2 separate regions of the Homo sapiens genome follow, and region 1 is linked to region 2. Evidence: chromatin loops called from intact Hi-C (ENCODE). Cell type or tissue: heart right ventricle. All regions are shown on one strand. Links, peaks and the distances in the headings refer to the core of each region. The heading gives the core; the rest is flanking DNA.

Region 1 (11,684 bases), core at 2,258-10,257, 270 kb before region 2:
TCCGTCCAGGCTGGCGCTGACGTCAGACATGTTCTGGCCTCTATCCTGCCAGCCTTCTCAGCACTCTGGGTTGGAGGGAACATTCCAGGAAGGCAGTATTTCCCAGAGGACAGAGCACCGCCCTGCTCTGCTGGGCACAAAATTACCTAACCCTAGAGAGACGTGGAGAAAATACCAAACTGAATCTACATTACAGATTGTTGGAAGAATTGGTTGGGGTCATGTATCTAAAATGCTTAATGCAGGCTCCTAAGCATAGGAATATGTTTAGTAAGTCTAGTCTGCTTTATTAGCTATTATTTAAATTTGTTCCATAGCAAGAATCACTCTCTGTTTAGAATCCAAACTAAAAACGTTCCCCAACCCCCATGGAGAGGGCTTGGCACGTTCCCTAAAAAGTCACTGAGCATCCCACATCACCTCTGCCCGGCGGCCCCGCTGGGGGGGGAGGCGCGGCCTCATCCCATGGGTCGTGCCAGGGACGGCGAGGCCCAGGCCAACACTGTGCCACGTAATGGTCACTGGACACCTGAGACTACTCAGCTCTTGAAGTTTGGCTCCTGTGACAGAGAACTTTTAAAAATTGTTAGATTTCAGTAAATATAAATGTAAATTTGACCACACGGGACGAGGGCCGCCACCACTGGCAGTGCAGGGCTGAACACGCCTCCAGCCACGGATCTTCCTACAGGGACCCAGCCTCATCGCTGCTCGTGCCAGGAGCCTGACCCACCTGCAGGGCTGAACATGCGGCCAGCCACGGGTCTTCCTACAGGCACTCAGCCTCATCGCTGCTCCTCCCAGGAGCACGACCCACCTGCAGGGCTGAACATGCAGCCAGCTGAGGGTCTTCCTGCAGGCACCCAGCCTCGTCACTGCTTCTCCCAGGAGCCTGACCCAAGCCCCGCCTGCAGCCTTCGCTTCCGTCCTGGGGGAGCTGCTCAGAGGCTGCCCTCCAGCGTCAACCACACCCACTCCAGCCCACTGCCTGCTCCCTCCTCCAGGACCCCGGAGCCGAAGCCCTGAGCCAGATAGGGTGGACCTGAGTGCCCCAAGTGGAGAGAAGGCTACAACTACAGCTGCCACAGCTATATCTATGACAATGAAGGTTGCAGCCACAACCACAGCAACAACAGCCTCACAGCCACAGCTCTGACAACAGCAGCAACAGCCCTCACTACCACAACCACCACGACTATAACAGCCAGCACCACCAGCTGGGTGCCCCTGCTGGGTCTGCCTGGGGAGGCCAAGCTGCCACAGGGCTGTGCAGCAGGACAGGTGTCTCCTCATTGAGGATCTTTTCCTCCCACGTGTCGATGCCATTTGAGGAGCTTAGGGCAAAAGCTCACATTTGCAGAAGAGTTATGGTTCACATGTTAAAAAGAAAACGAGGTGCAATAAGGTCCCTTTCACAGGTGTAGGGGCCAGGCCATCAACATATCCCTTCAGGAGACACAGCCAAGCCACAGCAGTGATAACGTTAACAACCGAGGCTCCTGAGAGGCAAGCAAAAGGAGAAACAAAACTAAACATTTCCCTTCTGCTAGGATTACACTCAGTCCTCAGCAGCAAGCAGCTGCTCCTGAGAAAGAGAAACCCTCCAGGAGAGGAGGGTTTCACTGTGGACACAGCAGCCCTGGTGAGGCAGTGGCTCCTTCACAGGAGAGGAGGGTTTCACCGTGGACACAGCAGCAGCCATGAGGCGGTGGCTTCTGACTGCCAGGGACCCAGATATCCGGGTCCTGCACCTCAGCCCCTGACACTCGGAGACCACCTCAGGGTGAGTTTGCTACCACAACAGCCATCCTGTCCCTGGAGGAAGGAAGGGGACCCTCTCGAAGGACACAGGCTGTAGGCCACACTTCTGCCTCCACCCTCAGATCCATGTGGTCCCAGGGCCAGCCCTCGCCATCCTGTGGCAGCCAAGTGCCTGCTGAGCACGCAGGAGCATCCCTGGGGAAGAGGGGCTGACAGTGGACACACCCTGCGCTCTCCAGGAAACAGACCCAACCCACACAAAGATGGCAGACACCTTGCAGAAAGGTGCACGTGTGTTCCTCAATACTGGGTTTATTAGGCATCTCTATTGGGAATCCTAGCCAAGCTCTGCAGACTGAAATCACATATATCTCCACTAAATCTTAAAACACTACTAAAATGACCCACTCTCCTCTTATAAACCCACAAATATAATGCAACTAAATAACTAAATAAGGAAGGGAAGTGCAGACCATCCCATCCACAAAGCACTGGGAGCCGCCCAGCCCAAGCACACATGGCTCAGGCCTCAGCTCCCTGCAGAGGAGCTGTTGGGGAGGGAGAGGATGGGGGTGGAGAGAAAGAGTGAAGAAAGAACCCAGAAAAAGAGGAGTGAAGAGCATGCAGAACCTCCATAGAAAAGAGGCTGGGACCTAGAGTGGGGATTCAGAGTTGGTCGGAAAACAGAGGAGTAGTTGAATTGTCTAAGAGGGGTTCGACTCCCGGATGCCCTGCCACAGGCCTCCTTCTCCCCGGCAGAAGGATAAGCTAGAACAGAAGCTCTGGAGCTAGTGCTAGGAAGAGCTGGAAACAGGATGAGCCGTTGTACTGAAGATGGGAACGTCAAGTGAGATGGACAGGCCCCAAGGCCTTGGTCCCGTGTGGCTCCGGGAATCCAGCGGCTCCTCCTGCTCCTCTGCCTTCTCCACTCCCCGCCACTCCAGACAGAGCAGGGGCCTCTTCTCTAGAACCAACAGATTCAAGATAAAGGGCCTCCAGGCACCAATGTCTGGGATGTATGCGTGAACAGCCAAGGACTCCGGCCACTGAAGGCAAGCAGTAAACAACATGGCAGAAACCAAGCAAACAAACCAGCCTTACCAGGGGGCAAAAGAAGCTCAGAGGAAGCAGAAACATTTCTGGAAAGAGGAGCAATCTTTTTAAAAACCTATAATTTGTCATCAGACAGAAAAGAACAGAAAGAACATTAAAATATATTGTATTCATAACCCAAGAAACATTCAGAGAACACGAATATCTATTTTAAAAAATAAATAAAAAGTTTACTTTGAAAGTTAAAATGTAAAATTGAGGTAATGTCCCATAAATTATAAAGAGATGAGAAAAGAAGATAAAAGATTTTGTTAAAAAAAAATAAAGAATTCAGGAGAGTTAGTAATCAACTAATAGGAGTTTCTGAAGAAGTAGCGAGAGTAGAGCAAATGGAAGAAAGAAAATTCCCAAAGAAAGAAAACAAGGAAAATCCCCATGGCAGAGATCTTGAGTTTTCAGATATAAAGGCCTCGTTGAGTAGCCACGCAATCATGAAATGGTTCTATGTCGTCCGGGGCTCTACCTGAGAAGCAGGACCAGTAGGATTTATATATGGACGGGTTCATCACAAGGAACTGGCTGACACCATCTGGGACCGGCTCCACAAGTCCAAAATCTGTAGGGCAGACAGGCAGCCTAGAAACTCTTGTTCAGGAGAAGTTCCATTCCACAGGGAGAATTTCTTCTTCCTCGGGGAAACCTTAGTTATATTCTTAAGGTCTTTTGACTGCTTGAGTCCGGCCCACTGAGAGTATTGAGAATAATCTCCTTACTTAAAGTCAGCTAGGCCAAGTGTGGTGGCTCACACCTGTAATCCCAGTATTTAGGGAGGAGGACGCAGGAGGATCACTTGAGCCCAAGAGTTTAAGACCAACCTGGGCAACATGGCAAGACATCATCTCTACAAAAAATTTAAAAATTAACCAGGCATGGTGGTACATGGCTGTGGTCATAGCTATTTGGGAGGCTGAGGAGTGAGAATTGCTTGAGCCCAAGAGTTGGAGGCTGCAGTGAGTATGATCATGCCACTGAACTCCAGCCTAGGTAACAACAGCAAAACCCTGTCTCAACAACAACAACAACAACAACAAAAAGCCAACTGATGGTAGATGTTAGTCACTCTACAAAATACCTTCGCAGCAACACTTAGATAAGTATTTGATTAAACAACTGGATGCTGTGTCCTCTCCATGTTGACATATAAAACTGTCATAGCCAACCACACAGAGGTTCATCATCATGAAATTTTGAGAACCTGGAGTGGGGATACAGAGAAAGAGAGGGACAAACAGAGACAAAGTGAGAGACAAAAGAAAAGGAAGCTAAGAGATGTACTCAACAGCAATGCTGGAAACAAGAATCAAATAGAACAATGCCTTCAAAACTCTTAGGAAAATGATTGCACACTCAGTATTCTATACTCAACCAAACTATCAATTTGGAATGCAAAAGCAGCAAGCCCCATCCAATGGGTGACCAAGCCCCAGCCCTTCTTACTCCTCTTGAGTGGGTGCTCTCTTCTGAACCCATTGCTGCCTCAGGCTGTACTCCCTCATTCCTCCCCCAGGCCCCTCTGCCAGCTTCCTCGCTGGCCCCCCCCCACTGCCCTCTGCCCTCTGCAAGCATCCTCCAGGCTGCTGCCAGTGAGCTCTCTACCAAGCAAACTCTACTGTGTGGTTGCCAGGATTACATGCTTCCAATCCTTTGTCATTGCCTAGAAGCTAAATCCATTCTCCTCTGTAAGGCACTTGAGATCTTCCCTAATAAGCTCTTACCCATCCCTCCAGCTCCCTGCCTCTCTGCCCCTTGGTTGCACCCAGACCTAAATTCAAAGCTGAAGACATGCTGCTCAGGCTTCTTTGGCCCTTCCACTGCTCCTTGTCCTCTTCAAACAAATGTCTGTCTTTAAATACCCATGCGGACTCCACCTCCCTCTGTAATGCTGCAGAGCATCACATCATCGGACCATGTGCATCCCTGTAGGGCATGTGTATTCACAGGGGCCTCTGCCCGAACTGCACTGGCAGGGCCCGAGTGTAGCATCTGTCACTCACGGGTGCATGGAGAGAGGCTGCAGGAGGAGGAGTGGAGGGTGAGGCTGGTGCTGGATGGCCTGGGTATAAACTCAGCCCTGCCTTTTCTGACTGTATGGTCTGGGGCAAGTTAGCTGTTCTGCGTCTCGATTCTCTCCTCTGTAAAATGGGATGGTCATAGATTGTTTGAGCAGTGGGCCAAGTCTGAAGAGCATGCCAGCATGTGATAAGTAAAGCATTTACAGCAGCTCACCACTGCTGTTAGCATTGTCATGACCCTCCTGTTAGGACTGTGCTTGAGGACAGGAGGTAAGTGTTGCTGATGAGTGAATAGAGATAGGACGTTTGATGACCTATGGAAGTGGCTCTTCAAAACGTCTCTTCTCAGGCCTTCTTCTCCTAACAGTGTTTTGATTGTCACTGCCGAATAGCAGTGGCTCCAGAATCCATCCCTTGGGCAGGAGGCAGGTGGACTCCCTGGGCTGCAGGAATGAGCTGTGTGGGTAGCTGCCATCCCTCAGGCTTTGAGAGGGACCTTTGTTTCCTGAGGCAGGTGGACATGCACCCCAGTGGGAGGGACCTGGTCTGGGAGCTGGGAGCTGGGGGCCATCTGGGTGGTCACACGGCCACCCACAGCTGCACTTTCTGCACCACCTGCCTGTGTGGCTGTGGCCGAGGCGTCCACCTGCCACAGAGGTCACTGTTCTAGAAACGCTTCCCTCTCTCCATGGTTTGAGAGCACCCTGTTTGGCACAGAATATTTTTAGGGGAAAAACCTCCAAATTCTGGATCTTGGCTTGAGAAGGGACCACGATGCCATTGCTTCCCACTGAGATGGAAGCAGATCTGATACACAGTCAGAGGCAGAAATGTCACGTGGCTCCAAGAACACCCTCCTGCCCTTCCTCACATATGCTGGGGCCAGAGTCCGGGAAGCGAACCACAGGAGAGCTGCTCTCGTGGCGACCGGGGCAAATGCAGGACAGGCTGTGGCTGCTGCACCAAATCCCTGTTTGCTTATTGAGGAGATGCTCCGTCATCATGAGTCAATCAGTGACAAGAATAGGATTAAAATACACAGTAACAGTGTACACCTGGAGTGTATTGTGTCTCATATAAATTACATATTATATAGTTAGAGTATTAAAATAGTAGCAGTGGAATAGGGAATAGTAAAATAAATAAAATGTTATTAGAGTGAAACTCACTGTGAAGGAAACTGTTTGCCCCTGGCTGTGTGGAGCTGATGTTCAGAGGATACTGAATCGCAGACAGCACCTGGCTGGGCTCTTCCCACCCGCAGCTCTTTGTCGTGAGTTCTCATCCTAGCACCTTCCAGCTGCAACAAAGCTTCTACACACACTCCCACCTCCTCTCAAATTACTTATTTTTCTTCCCAATCTGTGTGTCTTGTTAACCATATCCCCCTTCGAAAGTTTCACTTATTTAGTTATTTCCAACTGTAATGTTCTCCAGGAAAAGGCCCTTCTAGCTGATGTCCTGATAAAAAATGTCAGGGCCTCCCGGAGCTCGGTTTGAAGCCCTTCTAAAGCTTTCGCTGGAACCTTCATCTGGAATCCCTGGTGCTGACGCCTGGTGCCAGACGTCTGGGGCCTGGGGCAAGCGGGTGGAGCAGCCGCCTAACTACTTGCTGCCCGGAACCTCCCCGCACTGAAACTTGGTGACTTCCAAACCTACACTCAGCAGCACTTGACTTTAATTGGAGAAGCGTTTCTGTAACAGGCCGCTGGGTCTCAGGTTCAGAACTAACGTGTGAGTAAAATAGTAAGCACCCTCTTTATAATTTACACCCGGGACCAGCCGTGGGCTGACCTCCTTGGCTGAGCCAGGTGTGTGGACTTTCCCGAGAGCCCGGGACCAGCACCGCCCCCAGGCCACCGCTAGATGGCACTGTCACCGCACCAGGGCCGCCACCACCCCCCAGGGCCGCGCTGGGCCTGCTCCCAGGGTTCTCTTCCAAATTGGACCTGAGCTGGCAGTGCAGTCACCGGATTGGAATTGGCAGCACCGACACAGCCGCGTTTGGACAGAATGCATCATTCTTCAGGCCCGTCTTTGTTTCCTAATTTAGTTTCCCAAACTCTTGCTGAAGGCTCCTGCTCCTTAAATAACACCATTATTTGTCATTCCCAGCAGGCAGTTTTATTAACTGAGAGTGAAGAGAAGCAGCGTGAGACTGTGGGCAAAGCCGGTGCTGAACCGCAGTGTGGGTCCAGGAATGTGGACTCTGCAGTTTCCGGCCGTGTGGCGCCCCTATCCCCCCACCCATGGGGGACTTGCCTCCCTGCACCGGTGGCCTCTGCTTCCTGGAGCCGTCGGTCCTCTGGGTGGTTCTCTCCCATGCACTTAATTAACCGCACATAACTTAGTTCTGTTCCTTTATTTTCAAGGTAGGAGAAGCCAGGATGGGGAGATCCCTAATAGATATGACTAAATACACTTAATAAGGAACTTTGTAATCAAGTCATGAGAAAATGGGCCTTTTTGACATAAGAGTGGACAAGTACCCCAGTGCCCACCTCCCAGCAGGAGCCACCTTCTGACCACACTGCATGATTTCAGGAGCTGAGGCACCCATGGGGAGCTGAGGACAAGGTGGCCGTGTGCAGCCCCTCTGGAGCACGGCGTCTGCAGGGACCCCTGGGTGCTGCCGACAACAGGGGTCCACCCTGGGACGGAACCAACTGGCAGGACCCCGGGGTCCTCTCGTCTACCTCTCACCCTACAATGCAGGCCCCAGGCCCCCAGCCGGGCAGTGAGGCCCTGTGCATACACTGGGGCATAGGAACGGGACAGGGCCACCCCCTGGGGGGCCACAGCTGTCACTGTGCGCTCACTCAGTGGCCTTGAAAGAAGCGCCTGAAGCGAGAGAACATGGGTGACGGGGTTTCCCTGAAGTCAAGTCAAAGCAGCCAACGTGCACCATGTCCATCCTCATTTTATGCGCCTTCGTCTTGGCGTAGCCTCAGCAGCTGCTTTTGGCTGTGGCTTTTAAGCTGTGAAAGTATTTGCTGGGAATGTCCTTGGCTCCTCACGCAGCACCTCCTCCCCGTTAGGCTGGTTTCTCTGCTGGATCTAAAACAGGAGGGAGGAAGCATCGTGAGTGGCGTGGGGGGGCTTGAGCGGCTCCTCCCTCTCTCCTCTGGGGGTGCCCACCGGGGCCCAAAGCTTCTGGGAACCCGGCGGAGAGCTCTGCTCCTGAGCCAGGAATTGCCAGGCACCACACAACTGCTATCCGCGGGGCCTGTCCGGTTTCCCCAAGTGCTTCTGCTTCATTCGCTAATCCATACAGCGTAGCTCAGAATGATCGCTTGCCTTGGGTCCCCAAACACTACCTGAGCTGGAAAGTGCTTGTGTGATGTGTTAGTAATGGATAATACAAAATTTTTAACATGGGACTTTAAGCCATCAAAATTTCTGTTTTATTTCTTAACAACAACAACAAAAAGGCTGAATGTGGTGGTTCATACCTGTAATCCTAGCACTTTGGGAGGCTGAGGCAGGAGGGTCGCTTGAGATCAGGAGTTCGAGACCAGCCTGGGCAACATGGTGAGACCTAGTTTCTATTAAAATATTTTTAAAAGAAAAAAAAGAGATAACTGTGCCATGGGGCGTTCCATTGGTGATGAAGCGTGCTGATGCACAGGGAGCCACGGAGTTTCTCGGGGCGGTGCCGTGTGCCTCTCACCTGGATGCCTGGAGCCACTCCCCAGTCTAAGGGTTTGAATGCAGGAAAAGCCATCTATGGCTAAGAAGAGACAAAAAATAATTCTAAACTAGAAAAGATAAACTACAGGACAAAGGAGAGATGGGCCAGGCAGCCCTGGGACACTGGCCTGACCGACTGTCTGGTGCGGAGAGGCCGGGAGTTCTGGGGGCAGGGCATGGGGAAGGGGTGGCTGTTAGGATTCCATGGAGGTGTACCCAGGGGGGTGCTCCCCCACACTCTTCCCTCCTCAGAATCAGAGTGGGAAAGCAGCTCGGCCTCTCGGCCCCTCTTGCTTCCTGACAACTGAGAGGCAGGACACTGTCCTTCCTATTTTATTCACGCAACAGACATCCCTCTAGGGCCCGTGGTTTCCCAGGCAGGAACCGTGATTCTGAGTGGAGAGGGTGGAAAGGACACGGGGATGACCCTGCTGGGGTAGAGCTGACAGCATCATGAGGCAAGAGCCACTGAAGAAGCAAATGCACCCCCTCATGACGAGTGGGAGCAGGGAGGGACCCCAGCGACAGAGAGGATGGGGAAGGGGCCTGTTGATGCTGCTCAGCGAAGGTGGCAGAGACATCCGCACCAACACAGCCAGGCTCTGGGAGCTGCGTCACCAAGCCCAGCCGCAGAGGGGCCTCACCTCGGGCTCTCAACCATGTGCCCCAGAGAGCCAGGCCTGTGGCGGCCGGAGCTCACTGAGCTGATTCCACAGGACGGAACCTCACCTGTTCTCCCAGGCCTGGCTATCCTGACATCTGCCTTTCATGGTTCTGGTTTAATATCCTTTCTCTATATTCAACCTTCAAAATATCCCTATGAGGTGGGAAATTTTGTTTGCTTTTAAATTCCCATTTTACAAATGAAACACCCGAGCTTAGAAAGGTCACTAGAATAAGTCAGCAGCAGAAGCAGGACTTAGCAGAGAAAGTCTGACTTCCAAGCCTGTACTTCACTTCTCCCTGGAGCTCCTAGGTTGTAGGTAACAAGAATCCCCAAGAAGCAAGCCTGGAGCAGAGCCAGGGAAACGAGGTTCCACTCTCCACCCCACCACTAAGGAGCTGTTCGTTCATGGGTGAATGCTCTCCGCCAGGCCTGCACCTACCATTCTGCAAGCATTTAGTGCACTGTGGGAAAAAGAAAGTGAGACCTGCCCTAAAGAACTTAACTGAGCAGATCTTTAAAAATTCTGCGGCAAGACCCATAAAAGAGAAAGAGGCTGGGGAGCTCCGCACCCCCAGTGAGGTGGAGGCTGGGGGCAGTTTCTGCAAAAGCCGAATCCTAAAGGAAAAATCACTGACATGATGTCAGTCTGTTTCCATTTTCTATGCTGTGCATTTTTACTAAACATGTCCCATCTGCAAAGGCTCCTGGACACCGGGATACACATAGCAATGTGGTGGGCATTCCGAGGAACCACCCTCAGACCAGCAGAAGAGGAAAAGATAACCAAGGATGGGAACCGCCCATGTCCACGTCCCGGGAGGCTGCGCTCCAGGGCGCAGGGGATTCGAGGAAGGCAGCGCTGTGGTGGGCCAGAGCCTGGGCCTGGAGGGCCTCCTGGTGCAGGCCGGGCCCTGCTTTGTGGACAAAACAGTAAAGAGTTGGGAGGTCAGTTGGATGGGGACAGGGCGGGACAGCAAACTCAAGTGGGAGTGCCAGGGGCGTTCACCTAGCGGCAGAGAAGATCGCTGGCCTGGGGAATTCGTGAGTGGACAGCGGGAGGCAGCACGTGTGAGAAGAGCCCGTCGCAAAGGCCATCTAGGACAGCGGCCCCCAACCTTTTGGCACAAGGGACCGGTTTCATGGAAGCTAATTTTTCTTTCTTTTTTTTTTTTTTTTGGGGACGGAGTCTCGCTCTGTCGCCCAGGCTGGAGTGCAGTGGCGCGATCTCGGCTCACTGCAAGCTCCGCCTCCCGGGTTCGCGCCATTCTCCTGCCTCAGCCTCCCGAGTAGCTGGGACTACAGGCGCCCGCTACCACGCCCGGCTAATTTTTTGTATTTCTAGTACAGACGGGGTTTCACCGTGTTAGCCAGGATGGTCTCGATCTCCTGACCGCGTGATCCGCCCGCCTCGGCCTCCCAAAGTGCTGGGATTACAGGCGTGAGCCACCGCGCCCGGCCGGAAGCTAATTTTTCTACAGAAAAGGGGTGGGATGGTTTCTGGATGAAACCGTTCCACCTGGGATCACCAGGATTAACTTCTAAGGAGCCCGCAGCCCGGACCCCCTCGCAGGCGCAGTTCTCAGTAGCGTTTGCGCTCCTGGGAGAATCGAATCCCGCCGCTGACGTGTCGGGAGGCGGAGCTCAGGTGAGAATGCTCGCCCGCCCACTGCCCACCTCCACCTGTACGGCCCGGTTCCTCACAGGCCACGGCCGGGAGTTTGGGGACCCCTGCTCTAGGAAATATTCCAGCATCGGCAGCTGCTCTCAGAGAAGCTGCTGGAAGCTCTCCTGGGGGAGTGGGGGCAATCACAGCTGTGCCCCTGGGGCCATTTCTCAGCTGTGGGATGGAACGGATGGGACCCAGGCTGAGGCCCAGGGGCCTCGCTGAGGGAGAAAGAAGCACAGACCTGGACTGAAGTGATGAAGAGAAGGGAGGGGGTTCAGGCGCAAACAGCAGAGGCTGCTCGCTGGGAGGACGGCAAGGAGGAGGAGGCGTGCCTTTGTGGCCCTCCCTCTCTCCCCCCCACCTGCAGCTCCTGGCCCCTCAATGCCATTCGCAAACACAGGGAAAGTCGAAAGGGCTGCGGAGGTTCAGACGGCGGAAGGCCAGAGAGGTTCAGCGGGGGAAAGATGGGAGCTGCTCCCTGCATTTGTGAGGATCATACTGAGCCGGGCTGGGCCACACGCACCGTGGACCGACCAGGCGTCACCCTTGTCCTACAGTCACAGTCTTAGGACCTCTGCAGGAGGCCCTCACCCCAGCCCTCCTCTCATCTTAACCCAGGGCGGCAGCTGCATTCAAGAGTCTTTTTTTTTTTTTTTTTTTTTGAGACGGAGTCCTGCTCTGTCACCCAGGCTGGAGTGCAGCAGTGCGATCTCGGCTCACTGCAACCTCTGCCTCCCGGGTTCAAGAGATTCTCCTGCCTCAGCCTCCCAAGTAG
Region 2 (11,684 bases), core at 1,238-9,237:
CCTGCCTGGCCGACCCCACCTCATTCTCACCATTGGAGGCAGGTTATTCCCATTTTACAGGAGAGGAAATTTAGACTTGGACAGACCAGGGCTGAGTCAACCTGCGTTGCTCTGAGTGATGGGTCTGGCTGCCATGGAAACCAGCAGCATGTGAGTCACTGGGACCAGCCAAGGTCACGCTCTGAGCAGGGAGGACTTGGGAACACAATGTCATGGACCGCCTGCACCAGCCGAGAGCTTGATGACATGTTCCTGGGGCAAGAACTCCTCCACCTTGCCCTCTTTCAGATGACACACCAAGTTAGAAGGAAAGAAGGCAACAAGTCATGAAACGAGCTGCAAAATTTCCTTATGTTTTGCTTTTCATACTTAGAAATTAGACAAGCCTGGTAATTCATAGATTTAGTTTAATATATATTTTTTAAGAAGTAAGGTCTCACTCTGTTGTCCACGCTGGAGTGTGGTGGTACAATCATGGATCACTGCAGCTTCAAGCCACTGGGTCCAGGAGATCCCCCGCCTCAGATTCCCAAGTAGCTGGGACCACAGGCGTGTGCCATCGTGCCCGGCCTGGCACATTTTGCATTCCTGTTGGAAGTTAGAGGGAGCCTCCCCTCTGTGTCTCACGTAAGTAGAGACTCCTGTGCCGGTGGCACCTGATGGCTCTGAGAGACAATAGGGAGGTTCTGTTTGCAGACTCAGAGCGGCCTTTTCGTTCCTACCACCCTGAGACCTGTGGGCCAAGGGCTCTTCACCACTTGGACTTCTGAAGTAAGAGGCAGAAACTTCACCAGCAGAGGCTGAGAAATAGGGAATTAATATACAGTTCTTAGTATAGGATGATGTGAGGGGTTTTTGTGTACACAATGGGAGACTTTGTATACAGCTCTCAGTATAGGATGATATGACGGGTTCTTGCATACACAATGGGAGACTTTGTATACAGCTCTCAGTATAGGATGATATGAGGGGTTTTTGTGTACACAATGGGAGACTTTGTATACAGCTCTCAGTATAGGATGATATGACGGGTTCTTGCGTACAGAATGGGAGACTTTGTATACAGCTCTCAGTATAGGATGATATGACGGGTTCTTGCATACACAATAGGAGACTTTGTATACGGCTCTCAGTATAGGATGATGTGACGGGTTTTTGTGTACAGAATGGGAGACTTTGTATATGGCTCTCAGTATAGGATGATGTGACGGGTTTTTGTGTACAGAATGGGAGACTTTGTATACAGCTTTCAGTATAGGATGATATGAGGGGTTTTTGTGTACACAATGGGAGACTTTGTATACAGCTCTCAGTATAGGATGATATGATGGGTTTTTGTGTACAGAATGGGAGACTTTGTATACAGCTCTCAGTATAGGATGATATGACGGGTTTTTGCATACAGAATGGGAGACTTTGTATACAGCTCTCAGTATAGGATGATATGACGGGTTTTTGTGTACAGAATGGGGGACTTTGTATACAGCTCTCAGTATAGGATGATATGAGGGGTTTTTGTGTACACAATGGGAGACTTTGTATACAGCTCTCAGTATAGGATGATATGACGGGTTTTTGTGTACAGAATGGGGGACTTTGTATACAGCTCTCAGTATAGGATGATATGACGGGTTTTTGCGTACAGAATGGGAGACTTTGTATACAGCTCTCAGTATAGGATGATATGAGGGGTTTTTGTGTACACAATGGGAGACTTCGTATACAGCTCTCAGTATAGGATGATGTGTGAGGGGTTCTTGCGTACAGAATGGGAGACTTTGTATACGGCTCTCAGTATAGGATGATATGACAGGTTCTTGTGTACAGAATGGGAGACTTTGTTGGGTGACGCTGTCCATGGGCAGCTCTTTCCTGGAGTGCTGGCCCCTTCCCTCGCTGCAAAGAGAACGGAGTCCCCCTCGTCTCAGCTGCAATGTTCGGTTTAATTTCATGCTCTCAGGGCTGAGGAGAAATCCTTGTGGGTTTGAAACCTTCCTGTGAAATCGCTGCAAAATGTGGTTATTGTTCCGACCTCCTGCTTCTGCCTGGAGTGACTTCTAAACCCAAATCTTCACACAGACATCATACATGCACACCCATAGAACACACACATTCACCACACACCACACACACGCATCACACATACATATATATGCATACACATACAATGCGGCTTCTGCGAGGAAGAAGTGATGATATCCAGAAAGCCACCTGGCATGACCCCAGCTCCATGCCCAGGGCTCAGGGGAGGGTGTAAAACTTCAGCAAGCGTTGTTTGTGCAACCCCCAAACTTACCCCTCTTATTTCTATGTCTCTCATCACAGCTTATTCTGAGGCAAAGAGAGAGATACTCTCAGTGACTTACATTTTAGTGAGAATTTTAACACTAAGATTTTAAGCAAGACTTTCCACTGCCCTCTTCTAATATAGCAAGTCTTTTGTAATGCGGCTTGACCATGTAATGGGGAATTTATAGCTCATGTAACTTCCCTTTCCATATAGTTTAAAAATCAACATAATGCTGTAAGTAAGTGTAAGATAAAGGAAAAATAACATGAAAGTAATTTATAATCTATAACATGCACTTTAATATGACAATGATCACTGACAACTGCCTAGAAGGTTGGTTAAAGTTGCCTGATGCCTGCTAATGAAGATAAAAAAGAAGTAAAACAATTGTCAGTGGAACAGTCTCAATGCTTTTTACTTCCAGTTCCCATTGTGAATGCATGACTAAGACGTCCTGAGCAGGGTTTTGGAAGGTGTAGTGATCTTTGTGCAACGTGGAGAACCTTGGTATAAAGTCCCTGTGAAATGAAATAATTCAGATGTGAAGCTGTTGTAAGTTGAGATCATTTTGCACCTTGAGAGGAATGTGGCCGTGTGGCTTGAGTCACAAGGTGTGAAGCTGCAACTTCTTTGATTCTGGGTCAAATCTCTTCCTCATTCTTGTCCTGTAAATGATTAGAAAGGACTGACTGGTACCATAGATGAGGCCCCTCAAGACGATTACTCCTCCTTGTGGAAAGTTAAAGCGAGTTTCCTTGGAATGCAGCAAGCTGTGAGCAATCCAGTGAAATAGATTTAACCTGTGACCTCCTTGAAACAGGCTGTAGCCCTGTCATACTTCTGTCTCTGCTTATAAAATGAAACTTTAACTTCTCACTTTAAAAGCAGAGCCCATTCATCTAGAGTCTGTGTTTCCAAGGTGATGACCCTCAAGCTTTGCACTCAAATAAACTCTATACTGAATCATCTTTTCCAAATTTCATTATTGACGATTGGCATTTTGCTAACCACAAAGGGATGTGAAGTGGGCCTCCAGTGATCCCCATTACATCACCAACAGCCAGAGCCTTGCTGTCAGCACACATGGCTTGGGTTCACCGGACCTCGCTGGAGTCAACACGGACCTCTGGGAAGGATCTTCTCGGGTCCGAACCTCCCAGCTTGTTGAAGTTCTGACTTTTATTTGAGCCACACAAATTCCTAACTCGATAGGGCTGGAAGACCTACTGCAAGCTTGGAGTTTTGTTTGTTATTCTTCTGGGATTCTGCTGACCCCAGATTCAAGACTTTGATTTTTTTTTGAAGTTAAGGTTCTGTTTTGAATTATTCATTAGAGTTTCTAGAACCTTTTGTCCCATTTGAAATTTTGGTCAGGAAGAAAACAGTTTCTCTTTGAAAAGAGAAATTGAAGCTATGTGGATTGAGCAAAATTTGTAATGTTTGAAACTGGCCAGATTCTGAAGGCCAATTCAATAAGCAAATGTAAACTTCCTTCTCAAGTGACCAGAATTATAAAAGGTCCTCTAGGAGGACGAGGTAAGGCCCAGAAGGGAAGGACAGTGTACCTCCTAACTGAAAAAGGCCCTGAATGATAGCCACGTGTCATGTTAATAAACAATGAAGATGCTTTTATGAGAAAGGCTGCATTACAGGCTCGTATAGCCTTAGACAGACTCACTGCAGCCCCAGAGGGAACCTGCACCATCACAAAGACTGAACGTCATGTCCCTAACCCAGATGAATCAGATAATGTCCCTAAATTAATTACCGATATGAAAACCCAATAACAAAACTTTCAGATCCAAAACCTCTCCACACAGTTGGTTAAGCAGCTGGTTTAGGTCTTGGGGAACTTGGCAGAAGCAGCTGTTAATCAATCGTTGGTTGGGTTCTGGCCTGTTTTGTCTTCCCTGCTCTGGCATTGGTGTGCAATGGAGTCAGTTCACAACTGAAGATACTAAAATAATCGTCACTCACAGAATCCCATTAACGGACAATGCAGCTGTGTAGCCTGACCAAGGTCACCACGTCACTTCCTTCATGTGGCTCCAGGTTCGGCCTATGCCCCGTCAGTTCTGTACAGCTTGGCACATGGCCCTAGACATGGGAGACAACGTCCTAGGAGTGAACCTTCCTAAGTATCTGGGGCTAAGCCCCTAAACATACAGAGATTCCCAAACCATCTGCATTCAGCTACTAAGCTTTCTTCAAAAGGATCATGTTGATGTTGAAAAGGGGAGATGTGAAATTAATCCAAACTGAAAGCTGTTGGAACCGTACCTGATTTTGAGCCTTGAGAGGAACGTGGCTGTGGGGCCTGCGTCGCATGGTGTGAAGCTGCACCTTCTGCTTCTTTATTCTGGGTCAAATCTCTTCCTCATTCTTGTCCTGTAATGATTAGGAAAGACTGAATGGTACCAGAGGTGAGACCGCCTCAAGACCATTACCCTTCCTTATGGGATGTTAAAACAAGCTTCCTTAGTGTAGCGAGCTGTGACCAATCAAGTCAAATCGCTATAACCTATGTCTTGATCTTGTTGGAAAATGCTGCAACCTGTTAAACCTCTGCCTCTGACTATGTAAATGAGACTTTAACTTTCCATTTTGAGAGTCTGTGTTTCCTATGTGACTATCCTCCAACTTCGTGTTCAAATAAACTCCACACTTCATCATATTTTTGGATTCTAAGTATTTAAGCTTGAAAATTGCAAAGACACATTATCATGTTTATGCGCTGTCAGCATTCTATGGAAGTTTAGTGCAATTAAAATCGGGAAAAGGGTCAGGTGCAGTGGCTCACACCTGTAATCCCAGCACATTGGGAGGCCGAGGTGGGCAGATCACCTGAGGCCAGGAGTTAGAGACCAGCTTGGCCAACATGGTGAAACCTCATCTTACTAAAAATACAAAAATTAGCTGGTATGGTGACAGACACCTGTAATCCCAGCTACTAGGGAGGCTGAGGCAGGAGAATAGCTTGAACCTGGGAGGCAGAGGTTGCAGTGAGCCGAGATCGTGCCACTGTACTCCAGTCTGGGCGACAGAGTGAGACTCCATCTCAAAAAGAAAAAAAAATTGAAAAGACTTTTTTGTTTCAGTGTACATTACAACCACTCAAATTAGTTATGGGTATACTTTTCTTGCCTTTTTTTCACAGTTTCTGCAGGAGGTGGGCTGCCTTGTGCTGGTCAGGATGTCAAGCACCTTTGGGACTCTGCCCATTAAACCACAGGGGATTTCCTCATTATTGCGACAATTCCATCCCCAGAAATATCCCACGTGCCTGAGGTGGCGGCCATCTCTTCGTAGGGAGACTGTCGGAGCTTCCTTTTAAACAGACTCTGCCCTGTCTCTGTGAAGACGTTCAGGTGCTGAGCACACGGAGGGCGGTGGGTGGGGGGACATGAGACTGTAGGCAGCTCTCTAGAGCCCCTTTCACACGTGGGTCGTCACCCACCGACTTTCGGATCTCTGGGAGTGGGAACTGCACAGGCTGGGATGTTGTTTGGGGTCATTGCACCGAGAAGTGTTCCATGTGCAATGTGGTTAGAATCTTGTCACCCTAGGAATGGAAGGTCTTCAAGACCATGGTATCCAACCCCTCCATCATGCAGATAGGGGACCTCAGGCCCTCAGGGCGATAAGAAGGAATCAGGCTTTCGAAGGTTAAGGAAGTGTCAAGTGCAAAACTCGGTCTCTGGAGCCCTGAGGTGGAGCCTCACCCTCACCCTGGCCCCGGCGTCCTCAGCCTGTGGGCGCCCAACTGCTCTGACGCAGCAACTGGCACGACCACCAGCCCCAGGGAGCAGCAGCGAGTTTCCAGGGTTAGGAATCACCCGGGAGACAGTAATTCAGACTCCCAGGCTCCACAGAAACCTGCAGGGACCTCGGGGAAAGGGAGCTTCGTCCTAAGGCTCCGCTTTGGGGAGAGGCTGGGCGGCCACTAGGTGGCGCTGCGGAGCCGCGTCTTCGGCCGCAGGTGCCCGCGCTTGGGAGCGGGAAGCCAGGCTGGGTCATGCCGGTGCTGTCACTGCAGGAGGCAGAGACCCCACATCCCGCAAAGACGGAGGGGCTGGATTCCACCAGCAGCTGAGCCCATCTCTCCGCCCTTAAAAATCAAACCACATCTTAGGACAATATCAGGCTTGCGAACGAAGCGTCCAGGGGTGGCCCACGTGGGAAGGAGGGTGAGGCCGTGGGCCCCCTCGGTCCAACCTCACAGCCTCTCTGCTCTCCCCACTTTCGAGGCAGATTTCTGGGAATTTGGGAGTTCAGAGGGAGGAGAAATAAGTCGTTTGTCAGCAGCCTGCTCCCTGATCTCCAAGGTCCCTAGAAGGACAGGCGCTCCTCACACGGCCAAGCCTGGCCCGGTCCAGGTCTCTCCATCCAGCAGCCCTGCGCTCTGTCTCTCCCTGTACACTTTCCTCCCTGCCTCCCTCCCTCCATTTCTCCCTTCCTTCCTTCCCTCCCCGCACAGGATCTGCCATTCCTTAGCTGTGAAATGCGGGCACAGGGCCTGTGATTGATTGCACTCTGGGTGACAGCAGTAGCAGTACCCTCAGGCAGGTCAGTTGACTCAACAGAACCAGGTCAAAGTCCCCCAGCCCACGGGTCCAGCTCAGTCAGCCTCTGCTGGTCTACAGGAGCCCAGCCCTGGAGCAGGGACACCTTTGCACCAACAGTGCTGCATGAGATGGGCTGGGGTGAGCCCCCAAAGCCAGGGCCTGATGGAGGCCTGCAGACCCAGCAGGAGAAGCCCTGCTGTCAGCTGCAGAAGAGAAGAGGCAGGTGTCTGGAGAGGGGGCGGGCGGTGTCCTATGGCAGGTGGAACTTGTCCCTATTTACGTGGCTGGGGTGGGGCCACAGCACAAAATGGATGTCCTGAAAAATTCGAACCAATCTGGAAAATGTGCATCCACCTCTGCACTATGCCTGTTCTGCACCATATGCCTGTTCTCTGCCTCCCTCTGGGCCAAGGCTTACCTGCCCTGCAGCCTCAGGAATGTCAGTCTGGTTTCCGAGAGAGGGACCTAGAAGCCACTGAGTAACTGTGACTGGAGGGACCTAGAAGCCACTGAGTAACTGTTACTGGCAGGCACTGTACTCATCTTTCTCCTTGGATTATCTCATGAAACTTCTCAATGGGAGCCATCAAAGCTTGGCCCCTCTGCTTTTCTCCTTGGGGTGGTCACTTTTATGCTCTCCCTGGAGCGCCTGTTAAGTATGAATCACTGCTCTAGGAAAAGAGCTGCCAGGCAGAAGGGCAGACTTGCACAGCCACTGGCTGCAGCTGCTCCGGGATCCAGTTACTTACCAGGACTGAGGACTGGAGGTACTCTGCAGACAGGTGCTGGCCCCGGGGACTGGGCTCAGCCTGGGATGAAACTCGCTCCTGTAGAGACCAAGGGTGGGTGAGGGCAGGAGGGAGGGGTGTGGGGCCAGTCCATCCCGGAGACAGTTTCCTTCTCCTTACCCATTGCAAGGCTCGTGGTGGACACCCCTGCACCCAAAGTCACACTGACAGGAGGGCATGGCACATGTGTTTAGCCAAAGCCTTCCGCCACACATGAGGACCCAAGGCCCCGGGAAACGGAATTCTTCTGCTAAGCCTGAGGAAGGAAGCAGGAACCAGGGGGTTCTGGGAGTGGACAGAAAGGCGTGCCCTGGAGCTGGTGAGCCGGGAGCCTGGCCAGGCCCCTTGGCAGAATCCTTCCTGGGTCTGTGCTGGGATCGTCCCCTGGGTGCCCAGCAGGACACAGACACTCAACCTTCCGGGAGAAGCGGGGAGGCAGAGAGCTACCCTCCCAGGTTTTACGGCTTGCTTTCAGGGAGAAGAGCCCTAGTTTCCATTATGGCCTTTGTAGTGGGAAGAAGGGTGAAGGCCAGAGAGGACTTCTTGCTTCTGTTGACTTCCAGATCTCCCTCAGCTCAAAGCAGGCCATTCACCAAGGTGCTGCATTTGGGGTACTGCGTTTTGAACCCCGATGGGGGAGGTAGAAAATGCATCTGAAATTGCCTGCAAAAATGGCAGTCATGAAAAGTGCATTACATTTTTTTTTAATGGTAAAGCAAAGAGGCTCTGACCACTGTTTCATTCTTTAAAGATTTTTCTTTAAAGATTCCCAAGAGGCGAGTTCCCTCGGTTTATTTTAAACAAGCTATTTAATGCTGTCTTATGATTTCATTGAGTTTTTATGTACATAAGTTAAACACTGACTAAAAATATTTATCCTTAAATAGTCTGTCACTGACCAATGAAGTGTCATTTTTTTGTTGGTAGAGTTTTTTTTTTTTTTTTTTTTTTTTAGATGGAGTCTCACTCTGTCACCCACGCTGGAGTGCAGTGGTGCGATCTCCACCTACTGGGTTCGTGCCATTCTCCTGCCTTAGCCTCCTGAGTAGCTGAGACTACAGGTGCCCGCCAGCACGCCCGGCTAATTTTTTTTATATTTTTTTAGTAGAGACGGGGTTTCACCGTGTTAGCCAAGATGGTCTCGGTCTCCTGACCCGTGATCCGCCCGCCTCGGCCTCCCAAAGTGCTGGGATTACAGGCGTGAGCCACCGCGCCCGGTAGTTCTTAAGGGTTGATTCCCCTTCACTGATCGGGTGAAAGAAAGCCCTTCCATACTCCTAAACAGGAGTGGTGGTGTGATGTCTGTGTGTGCAGGTGTGGTATGTGGTGTGTCTGTGTGGTGTGTGTGCAGGTGTGGTGTGTGTGTGGTAGGAAGTGTGAGTGATTTTTGACTGTGGGGACGTGTATGTGGTGTGTGTGTATGGTGGGTGGTGTGAGTGGTTTTGGGGGTGTGTGTGTGTGTGGTGGGTGGTGTGAGTGATGTTTAGCTGTGTGTGTGTGTGTGTGTGGTGGGTGGTGTGAGTGATTTTTGGGTGTGTGTGTGTGGTGGGTGGTGTGAGTGATTTTTGGGTGTGTGTGTGCGGTGGGTGGTGTGAGTGATTTGTGGCTGTGTGTGTGTGTGGTGGGTGGTGTGAGGGGTTTTGGGTGTGTGTGCAGTGTGTGTTTCTGTCTTTCTTTGTGTAATGCTTATCGATATACTCACATGACGTACTTATTTCACTGATCACAGGATTTCAGTTTTTGAGAGGTGTCTCTTCTTGACAGTAAATATTGATTATTTAAATTGTGCAAATGCAGAGTTAGTTAGGATTTGAGGTTTTATTCCAGAAAGTTCATGGCGATGTGGAAGGCTGGAAACTGATTGCCTGAAAGATATCCGAGTCCCTGGAACCTGTGAACGAGACCTTACGTGGAGAAAGAAAAAGGATCTTTAGAGGGAAAAGATTAAGGGTCTGGAGAACAGGAGAGCTGCCTGGACCACCTGGGGGAGCCTGAGTGCCACAACCCAGGCCCATTCCAAAGGGAAGTGGAGGGGTTTTCCACAGACAGAGGGAAAGGAGACGTGGAGGCAGCGGAATTGGAATGGGGCAGCCCCGGTCAGGTTTGCCTGGAGCCCCCAGAACCTGGAAGAGACAAGGAAGGGCCCCGAAGAGCCTCCAGAGGGAGCGCGGCCCCACAGACACCTCCACCTGGGAGTGCTGGACTCTGCCACGGGGACAGTGTCCATTCCCTGTGTGGGGCCACCCTGTGTGTGGGAGTCCATGACGCAACCCCGGGAAACCAACACAGGCAGAGACGGAAACCTGCAGGGTCTGAACCCCAAACCCAAGACCTACTTGTCTCTCCCAGCCCCAGGTCAAGTGCTCCCTCCCCGCTCCACCAGGGGTCGTGCTCCCACTTTCCCCAGGCCTGGAGCTGCCCCCAACCCCAAGAACAGTGCTCCCTCCTTGACTCCCAGGGATAGTGCTCCCCCTAACCCTAGGGATAGTGTTCCTCCACGACCCCCAGTCCGGTGCCCTAACTGCAGATTGCATTCTTGGTTGCAGGAAGTCATGAGCGAAGAGACCGTGAGCCTCTCCCAAACCCCGCATGTGCTGACATCTCCACGTGTGCTGTGTCCTGGGTAGGCTTTCTTCATAGACCGTGCTTCCGTCTGTCTGGAGTTTCCGCTTCATCCATCTGTCCACAGGGAGGACGCACACCCCTGAGTCCGAGGCCACACCACGCATTCTGTAGAAACTCTCACTGCCCAGGGAGCACACTTTATTAGGAAAGCTCCAGGTTCACAGAGGCTCTGGGCTCTCTCTGGGCCCGACGCCCTTCACTGTTTGAACTCAGCAGCTGCCTGCAGGTGCGGAGGACATGCACCTTCCAGCCTTTGTCCTTTCCTGGCCTTCTCGTCAATCTTACCGTCTGTCGGCCCTAAGTGGATGCTCGGGTAAGTAAGTCCGTAAGCAATGAGCAGTTCCTGTCCTTAGCATGTCTGGGGTCTGTGGCTTTTGCGAAGGCATCTGCAAAGCTATTGCTGACATGGATGTCATGAGGTTCTCTCCCTTATTCCAGAGCTCAGTAAGCCCACAGGGCACAAGGCTCTTGACATTCACAGCTGAGTGAGAAAGTGGTGATGTTTAACTATAAGCATGAAAAACCCAAAAAGTACAATAATAAGGTTTCCATGTGCAACGCATGTATCCAGCGCCCTGGAACGAAACAGACACGTGTGCTCTTTGAGCGGAAGGAAGATGCAGGTCAGGAAAAATGGTGATTCTGCTGTTTCCCAAGTCACCCAGCAGGTGGGGGTGTCTGCTCATGGAAACCCGCATTTGCTAGGATACAATTTCCCTCTTTCTTTTTCACGAAGGAAAGGTCAATTCACTCAGAAATTACATCCTTAGTGAGATACCTATGACTTGTAGGGCCCCATACACTCAGAACCCCCGCTCCTGGGGGACTGCTGGGTGAACGTGGTCCAACATGTGTAATATTCATAAGGAATGGGTGTTACAAGCCCAGCAGGCTGTATGGCTTTCATTAATTTGGCCAGAGTCATTCACGAATAGCAGAATGTTTAATATGGAAGCAGCAGCCACCCAAATAGCAAACACAATTTGGTAGAGATGTGGGCTGTTAGCGCCGTGGCAGGGGTGAGGCAGTCTTACCAAGTGCTGATGGTGAAGTGTGTTGTCATCTCTTCCTGAACTTAAATTTGTTACGTGACTCTAAGCAATTCACTTCCAATGCCTGGGACTCAGCTATTTCCTCTCCAAAATCAAGGGGCTGTACAGAGTGACCTTGGGGTGTTCTCCAGGGCTAACACGGTACCAATTATCCCAGTAAGAGGCCAAAGCCGCGGCCAGTTTGCCTGAAATTCTCCTGTGAGTGGCCCAACAGAAATAATCAAAGTGAGTGGATGGTGTGACAGACACAGAAAGACCTGGGAAGGAAGCTGACCAACTCCCTGGATACTTAGCCAGGCACAATCTTCTCAGTTAGATCTTTAAATCGATTGAGATTTGGCAAAATTGTTACAAATCCTGGCAG

What was found. Peaks named below come from ENCODE experiments on the same cell type or tissue, not always from the same donor. Only the 100,000 strongest peaks of a DNase experiment are listed, where the experiment ranks them.
Region 1: it touches region 2 in a loop (4-fold over the local background); 12 of 110 quality-filtered maps call a loop at or near these places.

What each region holds. Positions count from the first base shown.
Region 1 is chr2:1,812,763-1,824,446 of GRCh38, reverse strand. All of the region lies in intron 21 of MYT1L (myelin transcription factor 1 like), which reads left to right. It overlaps LOC124905967 (a long non-coding RNA gene), which reads right to left and starts at 902. Exons shown (of 4, transcript XR_007086192.1): 1 at 818-902; 2 at 1-152. RefSeq lists an enhancer at 7,201-8,113. In heart right ventricle, for the core only: CTCF peaks have their summits at 6,528 and 6,743 (motif pointing right); DNase peaks (open chromatin) are centred at 6,796 and 7,806; H3K27ac peaks cover 2,093 bases.
Region 2 is chr2:1,545,441-1,557,124 of GRCh38, reverse strand. LALTOP (lung cancer associated lncRNA targeting TOP2A) reads left to right here. Exons shown (of 7, transcript NR_198949.1): 5 at 10,190-10,581. It overlaps LOC102723730 (a long non-coding RNA gene), which reads right to left and starts at 5,195. Exons shown (of 3, transcript NR_168373.1): 1 at 4,571-5,195; 2 at 4,268-4,387; 3 at 2,570-2,955. RefSeq lists a silencer at 6,206-6,315. In heart right ventricle, for the core only: CTCF peaks have their summits at 6,024 and 6,223 (motif pointing right); a DNase peak (open chromatin) is centred at 6,243; H3K27ac peaks cover 932 bases; H3K27me3 peaks cover 320 bases.